Regions from separate parts of the Homo sapiens genome. Here region 1 is linked to region 2. A link is a loop called in an ENCODE intact Hi-C map of the cell type or tissue named here. Cell type or tissue: PC-9. All regions are shown on one strand.

Region 1 (8,000 bases), 87 kb after region 2:
TAATCAAGCATCAAATGGCTGATACAGACATAAATGTCATAAGATTTCAGAGACAGGAAACATTACCGAAAATCCAGATAGACTTCATGGGGCTTGTGAAATGTGAACCGAACCGTGAAGGACACTGAAAAAGAGGCAGGAAAGTGTCAGGCCTATTTAATTGGCATTTATATCCTTCCCAGAATTGTTAAGATTAGGTTTATTTTTGTGTCTGAAATGCACGTGTATTGTCTTCCCTCAATTTTAGGTACCACGACAGCAGAAACCATGTATAATACAATATTTATATTGATTCAGCATGACAGATATTTGTAGAGCATCTACTATACGTCAGACACTGTACTAAGTAAGCTTTGGAGGGGAGGGAAAGGTCAAGAAGGAAAGAGAAAAGACTTGGAGATAAAACTCAGAAGTCAGATGAGACCTGTTTGTTGCTGAAAGATCTGGGTAAACTTGGTTTGAACTCTCAACACGGTGCCTGGACTGTGGAAGTGTAAAGCCCTTTCAAGAGTGAGGTAACTTCTGGAGGGACACTTCCACCTCCTCATTCTACTCTGTTTTGCACCATGTTACAATGAAGGCACTCACACAAAGCTCCCTGGGTTTGGCAGCCATCCCTGAAGATGTAGGTAGGTAGGAATCACAGCTCTGCTGCCCTGGTGGCTGCTTTCTCCATTTTCCCTCTGCCCTCCCTCCTTTTGCCCTCGCGTTCTCCATTGCAGATTGCCCCCCAAAATTTCCAAAACCTCCCTGCAGTATGCACAGCAAGTTGACCCTCCTCTAACAGCTGGATCCTTGGTCTCAATTTTCTTTTTTTTTTTTAAACTCTTTTTTTATATATATATATACTTTAAGTTTTAGGGTACATGTGCACAACGTGCCGGTTTGTCACATATGTATACATGTGCCATGTTGGTGTGCTGCACCCATTAACTCGTCATTTACATTAGGTATACCTCCTAATGCTATCCCACCCTCCTCCCCCTACCCCACGACAGGCCCTGGTGTGTGATGTTCCCCTTCCTGTGTCCGAGAGTTCTCATTGTTCAGTTCCCACCTATGGAGTGAGAACATGCGGTGTTTGGTTTTTTGTCCTTGCGATAGTTTGCTGAGAATGATGGTTTCCAGCTTCATCCATGTCCCTACAAAGGACATGAACTCATCATTTTTTATGGCTGCATAGTATTCCATGGTGTATATGTGCCACATTTTCTTAATCCAGTCTATCATTGTTGGGCATCAATTTTCTACCTCAAGCATTTTCCAACCTATTTATTCTATTACACCTAATTTCTCAACTGATTTTTTCCAAGCCTAGATGCTTCTATTTTCAGGAAGAAATATGGCACCAGCTGTAAAACAATGGCGATATTGTCTCCACCTTGTTACACAGAGATAAGTGCCCTGGTAACTCTAAGAGAAACCCACAGGGCTATGAAGGGACAGAAAGAGAAAGTACAGGAAATGAGTCAGGAAGGGTTTTTTGGACCTTTCTAAGTGATCTCTCTCTCTGTCCTGAATTCACACAGTATTTATTGCCTACATCATTCCTTGGAAACGTGTCTTTTAATGCCTTCTATTGCTGTTTGTCTTTCCTTCTGTTGGTGCTATATCTCCTTGACCAGATGTTTTGCAGTTCCAGTACGGCAGGCTTTTCCCTTCACCCCTGGAACGCTCGTGGCACCTGGCCCAGTGCCTCCAGGGTAAAATGGGCCTCACTGATTGGTCTGTTGAGCCTCAACCTGTGGGAGCTTTATGATTTGCCTAGTTTCACAAGACCTTCCCTAAATTTTCCTAAAAATGCCACATGGCAGGTGTTTGTTTCAATTAAAATAAATTAAAATATCTCTAAGAATGCACTGAGTATTTAATCAATTTGCTTGAGATGGCTGGAGATGTCCACTCAAATTCCAGCAATGAGGACCTGGAAAGGACTAACATGTATTTAAGTACCCTTACCTCCCAGCCATCTGCTTTCATTCTCAAAATCACCTTTTGAGGTGAGATTAGGTGATTTGCCAGTGTTTACACTATTACACAGCAGGAACTGAAGTTTTAACAGGGCACACCTAGCTTCAAAGCTCCTGTTCTTTTCACTGTCTCACACTCCAGGATAATAATGCCCCTTTAGAGATATTCAAATTTTCATCATCACTAAGAAGAGCACTTATCCACTAGGATGCAAACTAAACAAACTATCCCAACAGTTAGTGTCCTGGAGATGTAAAAAGAAAGTTGACTCCATGAACTTGAACAAGTGGCTTCACCTTTCCGAGCTTCCAGTTACTTATCTGTACATATACAATTCTACAGAGTTGATGTCAACACTAAGTTAAATAACACACACACACACACACGCACACACACACGCACACACACGCACACACACACACATACAACCAGGGAAGCAGTCTTTCTGTTGGCTGAAAAAGATCAACTGTATTCTTTGAAGATTTCGAGTGTTAAGTTAAAATCCTCCTTCCTTTTACAGAGTGTAAAATGGGAGCTGACACTCAGGTCTGACATTCAGATGAGTTGGGCAGGTGTCTTTTAACTGAGTTAACGCATTATGTGATTTGGGAGGGGCATTAGCTGACTCACACAAGAGCAGATTAACCATTACCCCAACATCACACAGCAGCAGCCACAGTCCGGGAGGTAAATTGGCACCACCATCCATATTCTTTGAAGCCCTTCTCCACAGTAACTACCATTGCCCCTCAAACAGGGCCCTTTCAGATTATTGCAATCAGCCCAGGTAGGAGGTAAAAGGGTTGAAGGTATGACCATTATAAAATACGAGGAAGTTCTCTGGGGGAGGATTTGGGGGAATGGAACCACTCTCCCCAGTCCCTTAATGACACCAAGTCCTGCTGGCTTATGTCTCTAAGACCACAGGCTTGGCAGTGAATGAGAGCTGAGTTTTAGCTCTGCTTCATCCTAGTTGTGTGGCTGTGAGTAGTACATTACTACTTTAAATCTCAGTTTTTTAATCTGTAAAATGGGAGTGATAATATTTTCTGTCTTTTTTTTTCATGTGTACATTCAGAATTTTTATCTTAAAACAAAGAAGCACCAGAGTAACATTAATAAGAGAAAATCCATATGAAAATATTCACAGTCTGGTCAGTGAGAAATGAGAAAACAACTTCCCTGCCTTACTGTCCACCCGCTGTTTGAGGAGCCAGAAGTAGAGGTGAAGTTGGAAGAAGGTCACCTTTTCCAGCTAAACCCCACTGCTATGTGCATTTTTATTCGACGCCTCAACAACCAGAGGGAACAGTGAGAACTGAGAACCAAAATACTGTTCAAGCATTTTACTTTAGCAAGCATTCAGCTAAAGGGTCTGAGATGTGTAAGCACCAAGAAGGGAAAGGGAGATCCAGCAACATAGGAAAAAGGGGGCTGTGGGAATAAACACAGAGCAAATAAGTCAACAATAACCTACTTCCACCCAGAGCAAAGTGACAGTGCACATACATTCATACTCTCAAGTATGGGCTACACTGCACACTGACTCATACTATCTCAAACATGGCCTATTGGAAAGATTCAATCCCCCTAAGGGCACTCGGCACAGGACCACGGTGGTCATGGTAACAGACATAGACAAGCATGCCGTGACCCTGAAGCAACAACACACGTTAGATAATAATCGTTCAGAAAAAAATCTTCTCCCAGAGCTGAGGCTACAAATTCCAAGTCAGCTATAAACATTCTTTCTGGAATTCCTTTAAAGATATGGGTCAAAGTAAAACAAAAATCAACACCTAAAATCTCCTAAAGAACAAAATGGAGAAATGACGAACCTCTACCAAGAACCAATTATTTTAGGTTTCTCATTTGGATGGCTCTACCACCAGATGGGTGGTGGGGTTACTTAAAAAGTAATGAGTCTACTACAAGGGGAAGGAGTTGTTTGGTCCAGTGAGAAGGAACAGGCTTTCTAGAAATAACTTTCCCTGCCCTGGACTCCATCCAAAATTAGAACCCATCAACTGCCATTAACTACAATGCCCATCTTGGTTAATAATCCTGGACTTCAAGTAATACTACATATAAACTATAATTTTAAAGAAAAAAGTTCCAAAAGAAATCAGTAGCTTTATTATATAGGCATATGACTTTTCTGAGAAATTAAACTTAAGAGTTTCCACCTGAAGGACAGAAATTGTTAAGAGGTAATGTGCAGATCTCAGGCACCACATCATTTACCCTCCAATAATTAACTACATTTCTCCCTAAATTCTCCTTATTGCACCTTAACCGCTCCAGCATCAAATCTTCTACTCTATAACCTCTTTTAAACACCTCCTTTTAACCTCAGTTTCCTTATGTTTTCATTATTTGGCAAAATTACACTTAAAACATAATATTTATGTAATTAAACCAGGAGGTAAAAATAAATAAAACTCAAGTTAATTTGCTGTGTACAGCTGTATGGAAGTGAGGAAGGTGCTCTTACATAAACCCTGTCTGCCTTCCCACAGTGTGTGTGTATCTGCTTCCTGGTAAGTCTGCGGTTGGGGGAACTGCACCTTACTTTTCCTCCCCTATATCCCCTAGAGGGCAATATTAGAACCCAAGGGAGAAGAGCTGGCAAAGTTGTCGTATCCCAAGTGGTCAATCCCTCCTGAAATGAAGGGTAGGTTCACTTGGTCTCTCCTACGCAGAAGAGAATGTCCAAGAAATGAAATATTTTAAAAGCCATTGAAAATTCAACAAGCTCCAGTCTTGTTGAGGGAGAAAGGAATCAAGTAGCAGCATTCAGAAGCAGCCCTGGGTTCATCCTTATGAGGTCTCTCCCTCATTCAGGGAGGTGGCTTTCCCTTGCTGGGAGGGAGGTTGAAGGAGGCATGATTTAGACATTGGTGGTGGTCTCCTTAGCAGGCTGGATACTGTTCATCTCCATGACACAGTCCTTCCAGATCTATTTGCATCGTGTGCCTGCCCCTCAAAGGCCTATGTGATATCCTTGAAAGTCCTGTAACACATCTCAGGGACTTTGAAGAAGGTAAAGATCAAGAAGGTAATGAGGAAGTCGGTGAAGATAATAAAAACGTAGGCTCCTAAATAGTAAGCAGCAGAAGGGAAAAGCAATCTGACTAGGAAGTTGGAGGTCCAGGTGGAGCAGCCGGCCACTGCCATCACAGCTGGGCCAGGGCCCTGGCTGAAGAGTTCAGCCACAATAAACCAGGGAATGTGGTCTGGCCCAATTTCAAAGAAGACCACAAAGACCAAGATAGCCCCAATACAGACAAAGCTTATCCCATTACACTCATCCTTCAATAACAAACAAACAGACATGAGGATGGAACAAAAAGCCATCCCTCCAAGGCCTATCATATGTAGAGTCCTTCTTACTGCCCTTTCCACTAGAAATAGGGAAACTATAGTGAAGATAGTATTAACCACACCCACACCAATGGTGACACAGATGGGCTCTTGAACACCTGCACCCTTAAAGATTCCTGTTGAGTAATAGAACACAGTATTGATTACAGAGAGCTGCTGAGAGAGCTGGAGCATGATGGAAATGATGATGGGCTGTCGGTAGCTGGATACTCTAAAGAGCTCCAGCACAGTGACTTGCTTTTCTTGTGCCATCCTTGCACTCTCATCTTTCATCTCCTGGATGTCTTGGGATACATCCTGGGTGCCCCACAACCACTGGAGGATCTCCTTAGCATTCTCCTCTTCTTTTCTGTTAATGAGCAAGAATCTGGGACTTTCAGGGCAAAAAGGAAGGGCTGCACTTTGTAGCATAGCAGGAGAGATGGGAAAGCCTAATAGCACAGGCCATAGGTCTTCAGACCCCAGGATGAATTCCAGATCAAAGATCTGGGCCACCAGAATTCCAACAACAATGCCCAGCTGGTTGAGAGTGCCAAAGACACCTTGCAGGCCAATAGGTGAGATGTCTCCGATGTACGTGGGCACAAAACCTGTGCAGAGTCTGCAGAAGAGGCCAATAACCAAGTAGGCCAGGATCAGTATTTCAACCAACTCAGCTACTTTACACAGTCCCATAAGGCAGCCACCAGTGGCAGCCAACAGGTTGACAGTAAGCATTGAATTACGCCTGTCAAAGCTGTTGACAAACAGTCCAACAGAAAAGGAGCTAATCATACAACCAATGGAGAATATGGCCATAGACAAGCACCAAAGGGACAAGCACAACATCTCAGAGGGAGGGGTATTTGCCTTGTCCTTCAAAGTGTTGATAAATTCCCTTATGATCATCTCAGGAGCATTGATGACCCCAGTGTTGTAGCCAAATTGGAAAGAGCCGATTGTAGCAATTGTGATGGCGAAGATCAGAGATGGGGTGACCTTCTATGTCCCCCATGGCCTCAATCTAATTGTTTTTTTTTTTTTTGGACAGAGTTTCACTCTTGTTGCTCAGCCTGGAGTGCAGTGGGGCGATCTCAGCTCACTGCAACCTCTGCCTCCCGGGTTCAGGCGATTCTCCTGCCTCAGCCTCCCAAATAGCTGGCATTATAGGTGTGCACAACCACACCCTGTTAATTTTTTGTATTTTTAGTAGAGATAGGGTTTCAAGATGTTAGCCAGGCTGGTCTCGAACTCCTGACTTCAGGTGACTCACCCACCTCGGCCTCCCAAAGTGCTGGGATTACAGGTGTGAGCCACTGTACCTGGCCCCTAATCTAATTCTTTTCAAGTCTTTAAGAAAGATCTAGGAGTGTGATTCCAGAGACACCTTTTTCAACCAATGAAACCTTCAAAATTTCCTTCTCGGCAGCAAGTTTTCTCCAGGTCCTCAGGAATGCTCTAAAACTCTCACCATTACAGCATCTCCTATTTTCTATCTTCTAAAGTTGTTGTGAAGATTAAGTTAAATAATAAGCTGGGTGCAGTGGCTCATGTCTGTAATCCCAGCACTTTGGAGGGCTGAGGCAAGAAGATCACTTGAGCCCAGGTGTTATTCAAGACCAGCCTGGGAAACAGAGAGAGACCGTCTCTACAAAAAAATGGTGTTGCATGCCTGTAGTCCCAGCTACTTGGGAGGCTGAGGTGGGAGGCTTGAGCCCAGGAGGTCAAGGCTGCAGTGAGCCATGATTGTGCCACTGCCCTCCAGCCTGGGTGACAGAGTGAGACACTGCCCAACAGCCACCCCCCACCCAAAAAAAAAATATAAAGCACTTAGTACAGTATCTGGCATATTGTAAGCTCTTTATAAAGTTGATTATTATTTTATTATTAGCAGGGACCAAGGCCTTAACGTTGTAAGATGCAGGGAAATAACAAAAGGAAAGAAAGGCTCCCTGTTGCTGAAGCAGCCATTGCCACAGTCAGGTGCACAAGGTCTAGCACAATTTGGCTCCCAGCCAATCTTACCCTACGGTTACCTGCACGCACTCCCTGAAAACTTCCTTAGTTCCTCAAGGTAGGCAGAATTCCTCCTTTAGTTTCCCAGAGTACTTTGCATGTACTTTTCTACTTTCCCTTATCACAATCCATTCTATTTTGCTTGCATATCTATTCACTCTACCCTACCTTATCCCAGGCTGTGAGTTTATGGACAGCAGGAACCAAGCAGTCATCCTTGTATTTGCAGCCATAGGCATTCTGTAAGTATTGGATGAGGATGGAAGGATAGATGGATAGACAGACAGATAAGGAACATGGGATAACTAGTGACTTGGTAAAGGATTAGGCCTGGGTACCCAGGAGACCAATTAAAACAGTCATTGCTTCACAAGCTTCTCTAAGGCTGGATCTGAACAGAAGTGCAAAGGGCATGACATTTGAAGAATTGTTTGCCTGGTGTGGATGGTTAGGCAATCTACATGTGCCTTCAAGGGAAAAGCATGGCTAGTTGGTGACTGCTGACAAAGTTGGTATCAGGCAGAACACCTTGGCAACCAGAAGCCAAGGCAGGATGATGCCTCTAAGTCTTCCTGCAGCCTGAAAAGTTAATAGATTAGTCAATTAGAAGCAAGTCCTTTGAAGTGTGGTCAGTTTCAGGCAGACTTGTG
Region 2 (8,000 bases):
TCTTGCAGGAAAAAGGCAGACAGCAAGGAAAGGAGGGGAGGGTGCAAGAGGAACAGAGCTTGTGCGAGAGCTTCTTCCCACCAGTCAGAAAGAGGCCCATGTTCCAGCCCAGATCCACTAGGACCTGCCTGGTGTTGAGCAAGCCTCTTAACCTCTCTGAGCTCAAACCCTGCATAATGAAAAAGTATTGGATGCCCTCCAAAGTTCCTTATAGAAGCAGTTAAAAGCCTGCTCTTGGAGTCACCCTAACCTGGGTCCAGATCCCAGCTCTAACACCCACTGTCTGAGACCTTAGGCCAGTTTCTTAACCTCTGTTGAGTTTGTTTCCTCAGAATAATAGAAGTATCTACTTTACAGGGTTGTTGTGATGATGATTCAAGATTTCCCTAAATCTCTTAATGCTAAAATAAAATGCTCACACCCATTAGGAAATCAGTTTTCTGTGAGTATGCGCAAGGCTTTTAAAAAGCTTAAAACTGAAAAAAGAAACAAATAAAACAAACCCTAACTTATAAAAGTTTGAAACCATTTTGTACTGCACCTAACATAGCTCATTTTTTATTAACATGTATTTCCAAAATGTCACAATGTAAAGACATAGAATCTCCTGCTGATAAGTCATCTGACAAAGCTTGAAGGTACCCATAATTTAAAGGAATACAAAGGAAAACAACCCTGAATCCTTCCACCCCTTGCTAAATTTTACTATTTGTGTCTACCAAGCATTCACCTACTTCTTCTCACCTGTCACATACTAAGTTCATTTAGGGCAGACACAAATCTAACATGCTTCCTATATCCACTCAGTGTTCTTGGGTACAATCAACAGAAACCAGCTCTGCTTACCTAAGGGTAAAATGAGTTTAAGGGAAAGACAGAAGGACAGAGGAACAGCCTGATAAGGACACCACTGCTCGCACAGCCTCCACCGGTCACCAGCCATCACCAGGACTGGACTCCCAACTCTGCTGCTTCCATGAATGATCTCAAGCCACCTCTGTATGTTTGCACCACTCCCTCCAGATTCAAAGTCCTGACGAGGAGGAATCGAAGAGGTTGAACCTAGTTTGCCCTCAGTTATGTGTCTGCACCTCCTTCAGCTTCCACAGCAACAATGGGAGACCACTCTAGAAACAAAGGGGGTTCCAATGCTAGACAACCCCCCAAATGGCAAATGTCCATTTCAGTCTATGCACCAAAGGTACTCAGCTATTGCCTCAAAATGTAAGTTAGGAGAGAAAACAAAACAAAACGAGGCGGGGCACAATGGCTCACGCCTGTAATCCCAGCACTTTGGGACGCCAAGGTGGGCGGATCACTTGAGGTCAGGAGTTCGAAACCAGCCTGGCCAATATGGTGAAACCCCGTCTCTACTAAAAAAAACAAAAAACAAAAAACAAAAAAGGTTAGCCGGGCGTGGTGGTGGGTGCCTGTAATCCCAGCTACTCAGGAGGCTGAGGCAGGAGAATCGCTTGAACCCGGGAGGCAGAGGGTGCAGAGAGCAAAGATCATGCTGCTGCACTCTAGCCTAGGTGTCAGAGCAAGACTACGTCTCAAAAAACAAACAAAAAAAAACCAGGAAATCTCAAGAAAAATCTTTCTCTACATGGCCCCCCTACACTTGGCCCCCTCAACCAAAAAACTGTAACCAGTTTTTATGTTCAGCTTTGAAACTGCCCTGCCAACAAAGACTCCAATCTTAAACTGCTGGCAGAGCTCTCAGCGAACCCTATCCATATAATGAGTAATGCACTTAGTCTTCACCAAGGCGGCAGCAGCATCAGGGCAGAGCAGGATCGGCAGGTCACCACAGCGCCTCTGGAGCCACTGTGCCACCTCTCACTCCTCCCCAGTCTGCCCCAGTTTCCCCTAGCATTCAGCCAAGAATCCAGCTAGGGTTACACATCATTGTCTGATATCCTAGGAACCTATGCTGACAGCCATGCTTAAAACAGCTTTGCAGTCTTTTTTGACCATGATCCACCGTAAAAAATATATTTTGTAGTACACATGTGTGTATATGACATACAAGTTTCACAAAAAGATATTGATCCTTACTATGTGCCATTCCCTCTACCTTCTATTCTACATTTTCTTATATTTAATACATTTTTAAATGCTAAACAAGACCCACAAAACAGATTTCACAGCCCAGTAAAGATTAACAGACTACAGTTTGAAAAACACTGTTTTAAAGGACCCAACAAGGTTACTACTAATCAAATTTACCTTATTTTTGTTTTTATTTCAGCAAATATAAGAAAGTGAATATAAAACAGTGAGACATTCCCCAGCTGAATATGAAACAGTGAGACATATTTCACCTCAAACTTCTTTGGTTACCACAAGATTACTTCTCTTTTCTCACAATGTATAGCCTATGATGTTTCAATACAAACAGCTGGACTGAGACCCATACAACGCATATGCACAGTCTTCATTTCACAATAAGCTTCTCCTCCCAGAAAGCTCTTCAGTTGGTTACCTCCTACAGCCATATAATGGTACCACAAAGATCTAGAATATGTAGAAACTATACCCACAAAGCATGGAAGGTCTATTTTTAAAATTCTGCCAAACCACTCTTCTTACACATGACTTATTTTCTCACAGTCCCAGGTGTCTAACTTCATGATCACATCTAGGGATGCTTCGTACAACCAAAAGAATTCAAAATCCATTCTGTGTACCTTGCAACTGTGCAAAATTTTCAGTGTATTTCATGGAAACAACGGTTATCGTAAATGAAGAGTTCAGTGCATGCCTGTCAATGGGGAACTACTCGGGAACGGGGAAGCTATCCAAGTCTTGGAGATTTAGATGGTAGATGGGTATCCTGAAATAGGTTAGGAATCTTTAATTGTATTTCCCTATCAATGAATTGAAAACGGTGATCAGATGCAGTTATTCTTTCTCAAGATAAATGCTCCTTTTCCCACTCTGCACATAGGAAGGCAGTCTCAATGACACTTTTTTGCATCCTTGAAGCACAGTCCAGAGCATGCTTACATTCACAATTCTTTTACGAATAGCCCTTGTCTAACAGACAACACTTGAATTTAGCCAAACTGGCATCCATTTCAAAGTATCAAACTATTTAGTGGCAATGCCTGGTCATTCCACTTAATTTTTCTGTTGGTTTCTTTGCAGGGGATGGGATACACTACAGACTCCAGCCACGGAGCTTCTTTTGTCTTTCCTTCCCAGGAATAAAAGCATAGAAAAAGAAGACTGAAGGATAATTTGCAAGACTACTTAGCAATTAGTGGAGGCAAATATTATGGTAGGATGTAAATAACTAATTGGGCTAAATATAACTAGGAGAAATAACTCACTTGTTCCAGGACATCATTAATTAAGTAAAATCAACAAAAACGCATTGTGTAAAGCCTGCGATGCACAGCTCAGTAAGAAGAAAAGAAAACAACAAAAGATATATCGCCAAAGAAGAATTAGCAACCCAAGCACATAGCAAGGTAATAATACATGACTGATTGCCAAACACAGGACACACCCGACCAAGCGAAAAGAGCACGTCTGGAGAAGGTCTAAGAGTGGGGCTGGTGTAGTGAGTTTGATCGGATCCAGAGGACGGCAGGGAAAACCAGCATGGTGGGGTTGAATGTTCAGGCTCAGGAAAACCTCAGCCCTGCCACTTAGTAGCTGGCTTTGAATAATTTTTAACTTTCTATGACTGTTTTCTCATTTGCAAATAAGGATAATCATAATTATTTTACAGGCTTATTTTAAACTCTTGGAAAAATATATACATAAACACAGTAGGAAAACTGGCTCACAGCAGGCATGCAATACTACTACTATCACTACGAAGAAGGTGGGATACAAACAGGATGAAAACAGGAGCTGAGTGAGGACAACATTCCAAATAAGGGAAACATGAAGAAATAGCAAAAGAAGGAAAGTGGGGTTGGGCACGATGGCTCACGCCTGCAATCTCAGCCCTTTGGAAGGCCGAGGCGGGTGGATCACTTGAGGTCAGGACTTTGAGACCAGCCTGGCCAACATGGTGAAACCCTGTCCCTACTAAAAATACAAAAATTAGCCAGGTGTGGTGGTGAGCACCTGTAGTCCCAGCTACTTGGGAGGCTGAGGCAGGAGAATCGCTTAAACCAGAAGGTGGAGGTTGCAGTGAGCTGTGCCACTGCACTCCAGCCTGGGCAACAGAGCAAGACTGCATCCCAAAAGAAAAAGAGAAAAAAAAAGAAGAGGAGCAGGAGGACGAGGGAGGAGGAGGGGGGGAGGGGGAGGGGGGGAGGAGGAGGGGGGAGGGGGAGGGGGAGGGGGAGGGAGGAGGAGGAGGAGGAGGAGGAGGAGGAGGAGGAGGAGGAGGAGGAGGAGGAGGAGGAGGAAAGCCGGAGGGTAAGGCACTTGACTGAAGACTAAACAGGTTTGTGTAGAACCAAAAAAGATGAGGTAAGGAGGAAAACTGGGCCCAGGCTACAAATGCCCCCTAAGGAGTCTGGATTTTCTTCTGAGGGGATACTACCCAAGGAGAATGCAGATCCCCAGATTCATGTGAATTCCTCAAGTGGAAAGTCCCCAGTATGTGAAGGTGTGCTACGTGGGGTGGGGGTTCTCACACATAGGAAATGATGGGAAAGGCATGGGCATAGGACACCTGAAATTCAACTGTGTAAAAATAATGTCCTTCTTTTTAAAGATTCTTAATGAATCTGCTACTCTTTGATGGATATATAGGCACTGTACATTGAGAAAGGACAATAAAATTTAACTGAGCAAACAGTTCAAATACTGCTATGGGTAAGAGCTAATTTGAATATTCATTTGAGGGATCCATACCTTTGCCCCACCTCGCTATACACACATACAAAAAGGAAACTTCTTTAAAAAATAAAATAAAATGAGAAGCTAGAGGTTTTCTTGTGTAAATCATGATGTTAATGAGTCAGAAAGAACTTTCCCAAAGCTTGTCTTCCTGGTTGTCGCGTCTGGCTGGGACATCCACTAATAGCACTGGGAGAGTCAACATTCTGCTGCTGGTGACTCATCCTCCTCTGCTAGCACAGTCGGAGGGACCAGCAAGTTCACGGGGCTGCCCTTGGGAGTCACTCTGAATTATTTTTGTAACATCTTGTCCTTGGATAAAAGGGAATACAGAGTCAGAAACCAGAGGCCAGGAGGCCATCTATTACTCAGCAGAGTTGTTTACACAGCCCTGTTCCTCTATTATCCAGAATTCAGTGTTCTGGATAACTGATAAAATTAAGGCACCTATGTTTCCAGGGAGCTGAATACAGCAAATGCACAAAAGTCATGTTGGATGAAATTCTACCTTCCCTTGATGATTCAGAAGACCATATCAGACCTTCTCAGGCATGACTGCAGATGACAAAGAGATTATTAGAACCTGATTTTGACCCATTTCCATCTCACAAGCCTGTGAAATGTGGACTCAAGGGTGTGGGAGAACTTCAGTTAGCAAAATTTGCATAAATAGTTTCCTTCTACTGTCATCCAGTTAAACAGTCTCCAGGAGCTTGCATGAATGCTTTATCAGGTCACCAAGCTCTCTGATGTATGTCCAGCCAGGTGCTCCCTGAACATTTCTGGGCCTGGCCAAAACTGTGCTTGTTCAGTGCATTTCAGCTGTATATATAGCTAATAATTAGCAGCAGAAATGTGGCACAAACCCAAATCTCATGGATCCCACATTGCACCAAAATAAATATTAATGAAGGCACCTCTGCCTTTTTAGTCTTTCTCCAAATGAATTTTTAAAAAAGCAAAGTTGGCTTAACTGCTCATGACCATTGACTAATATAAAAATCAATAAAAAATCAATAATTATATACTTTTTACAATTTACAAAGCACTTTCAATACTTGATCTCAATCCTCACAATAATTTGAAGTATCATTCCTCTTATTCTACTCATAAGCAAACTAAAGCTTAGAAACACTAAGTGACTTGTGAAAGATCACATGTATTTATTACCTAGGACTCAAATCTAAGTCATTAGACAGCAAAGGAAATGGAAACAACTAATGGAAAAAGGACCTATAATCATGGTGAAAAGGTGAAATTTCAGTAAATTAAAATTGTTTATCTATCTAGTCAGTAAAGTTGGTGTTATACTTCTTTTTAAATGTAAATATAAGCCTGGATTAGGTAGAAGTATAAATTACTGTCACCTATAAACTATGGGTGACAACTCTAAAAATCATTTAGACTCATCATAAATGCACACATTCAACATTATAGAAAGATATCACTGAAAAGCCAAAGTTCCCCTCCCTCCTCCCAGAGATAGTCACTATTCAGTTTTTGGTAAGGCTGAGCAACCCAAATCAAAAAATCTGAAGTCTGAAATGCTCCAAAATATGACTTTTTGACTACCACATTTCTTGAAGGAAATGCTCATTGGAGGATTTTGAATTTTCAGATTTGGGATGCTCAATGGGTAAGCATAGTGCTAATATTATAAAATCCCAAAAATCTGAAATCTGAAAATTGTCTGGTCTCAAGCATTTCAGATAGGGGATACTCATCTGTACAACTCTCCCTGAGAACAATTTAGCTCCACTTTCAATTTGGACTTGAAGATTCTCCTATGTTTTGACACAAGAATCTTACAATATGGTAATGAAAAAATCAAATTGAAAAACAGCATGTATAGGATGATCCTAGCTATGATGCATAGACGCACACATGTAATCCTAAAGAAACGGTGACAAAATGGATGGGGAGGACATTACAAGAATAATTACCTGTGAGTATTCCAAGGTGTTTGTGATAGTAGTTACTTCATTTTGCACACTTTTAGAGATTTTCTAAGTGTTCTGCATCAAATATGTGTTACTACACTAATGAGGGGAGAAAAGTCATTCCCCCTGGGTTATACAGGAAATTAGGGCTGGGAGTAGGAATTCAGGAGAGCCAATTCACCTCTCTACCTGCTGCAATGGCTCAAGATTGACTAGCAATTCAAAGCAATTAAGAGATGTGACAAGGCAAAACATAATTATTTGTCATTGACTGATAGAGATATTAAGTGCTATGACTTCAGAGGACAAAGAGATCATTCTAGCATGGAATTATTCCAAAGGATTCATAAGTCAGAGATCTAAGAAGGTAAAGGGAACAGATGAGCTCCATTCTAGGTGAAGATAAAGGTGTAATCAAAGGTAACAGACATTAAATCACCAAGCGAGTTCTGGGGACAGTAAGCACAAGACTTAAGCATTTCATGAAGAGAAGAAAACAAGACTTAGAAGGCAGGCTGGGGTCAGACTGACATGAAGTGAGACAGCGAAGTGGACAGAGATCTTGGAGTCCTAGGAACTGCGACCATATCCACTTGGGGAGCAAGCCCTAATCGTTCTAACTCTGTTGTCTCTGTTCTAACTCTGTTGTCTCTACCCACTTATCTCCCAAATTACTGCAACAATCTCCTGAAAGTTTCTGCCTTCATTCTCGTCCGCTTCTATTCCAAGTCTCTACAATGCAGCCAGTCTTATTTCTAGACTGCTAATCTGGAAGTATCATGCTCTAAAACTCTTTTATTTCTTACTCTCTTAGGTGACATGGCTTACAAGGCTACTTGTAATCAACTTCTCATGGCTCATCCCCATTTGTGCCCTGAACTCCAAACGTACTGAGTTACCTGCAGTTCCTGTAATCCAGCATGACTTTGTCCTCCAAGCCTTTGCTGTCCCCACTCATCCTTCAGTTCCTAGCTCAGGAATCATCTCCATCAAGGTTTCCCTGACTTCTCCCATTTCCCAAGTGAGGCGTTCAGAGAGTCCTGTGCTTACCTTTGGAGTAGCACTTACATCCTGCTCCCTAACTGTCTGTAGAATCATCTGTCTTCGCTGTCTTTGAGCACCCTGAGGGCAGGGACTGCAGCTGTTATCTGGGTACATACAACACCAAATAACAATGCCTAAGGCATGCCAGATATTCAATAAATGTCTGTGTAAGAAGCAAATGTTTAAACATTTCCTTCCCCAGCATGCCTT

What was found. A loop is a pair of places that touch in the nucleus more often than their neighbours do. Peaks named below come from ENCODE experiments on the same cell type or tissue, not always from the same donor. Only the 100,000 strongest peaks of a DNase experiment are listed, where the experiment ranks them.
Region 1: a loop joins it to region 2, with 2.8 times the contacts of the local background. A loop is called at or near these places in 2 of 110 quality-filtered maps.

What each region holds. Positions count from the first base shown.
Region 1 is chr1:64,979,745-64,987,744 of GRCh38, forward strand. LINC01359 (long intergenic non-protein coding RNA 1359) reads right to left here. Exons shown (of 7, transcript NR_119383.1): 5 at 7,519-7,929; 6 at 67-124. It also overlaps a transcript of JAK1 not described here and the pseudogene SLC2A3P2. Among named protein-coding and RNA genes, the nearest start is that of JAK1, 17 kb to the left of the region's middle. In PC-9, no CTCF peak of the experiment used is centred here; DNase peaks (open chromatin) are centred at 3,577 and 7,867; H3K27ac peaks cover 1,124 bases.
Region 2 is chr1:64,893,222-64,901,221 of GRCh38, forward strand. All of the region lies in intron 1 of JAK1 (Janus kinase 1), which reads right to left. Among named protein-coding and RNA genes, the nearest start is that of JAK1, 69 kb to the right of the region's middle. RefSeq lists an enhancer at 2,475-2,544. In PC-9, no CTCF peak of the experiment used is centred here; DNase peaks (open chromatin) are centred at 5,000 and 5,470; H3K4me3 peaks cover 786 bases; H3K27ac peaks cover 4,055 bases.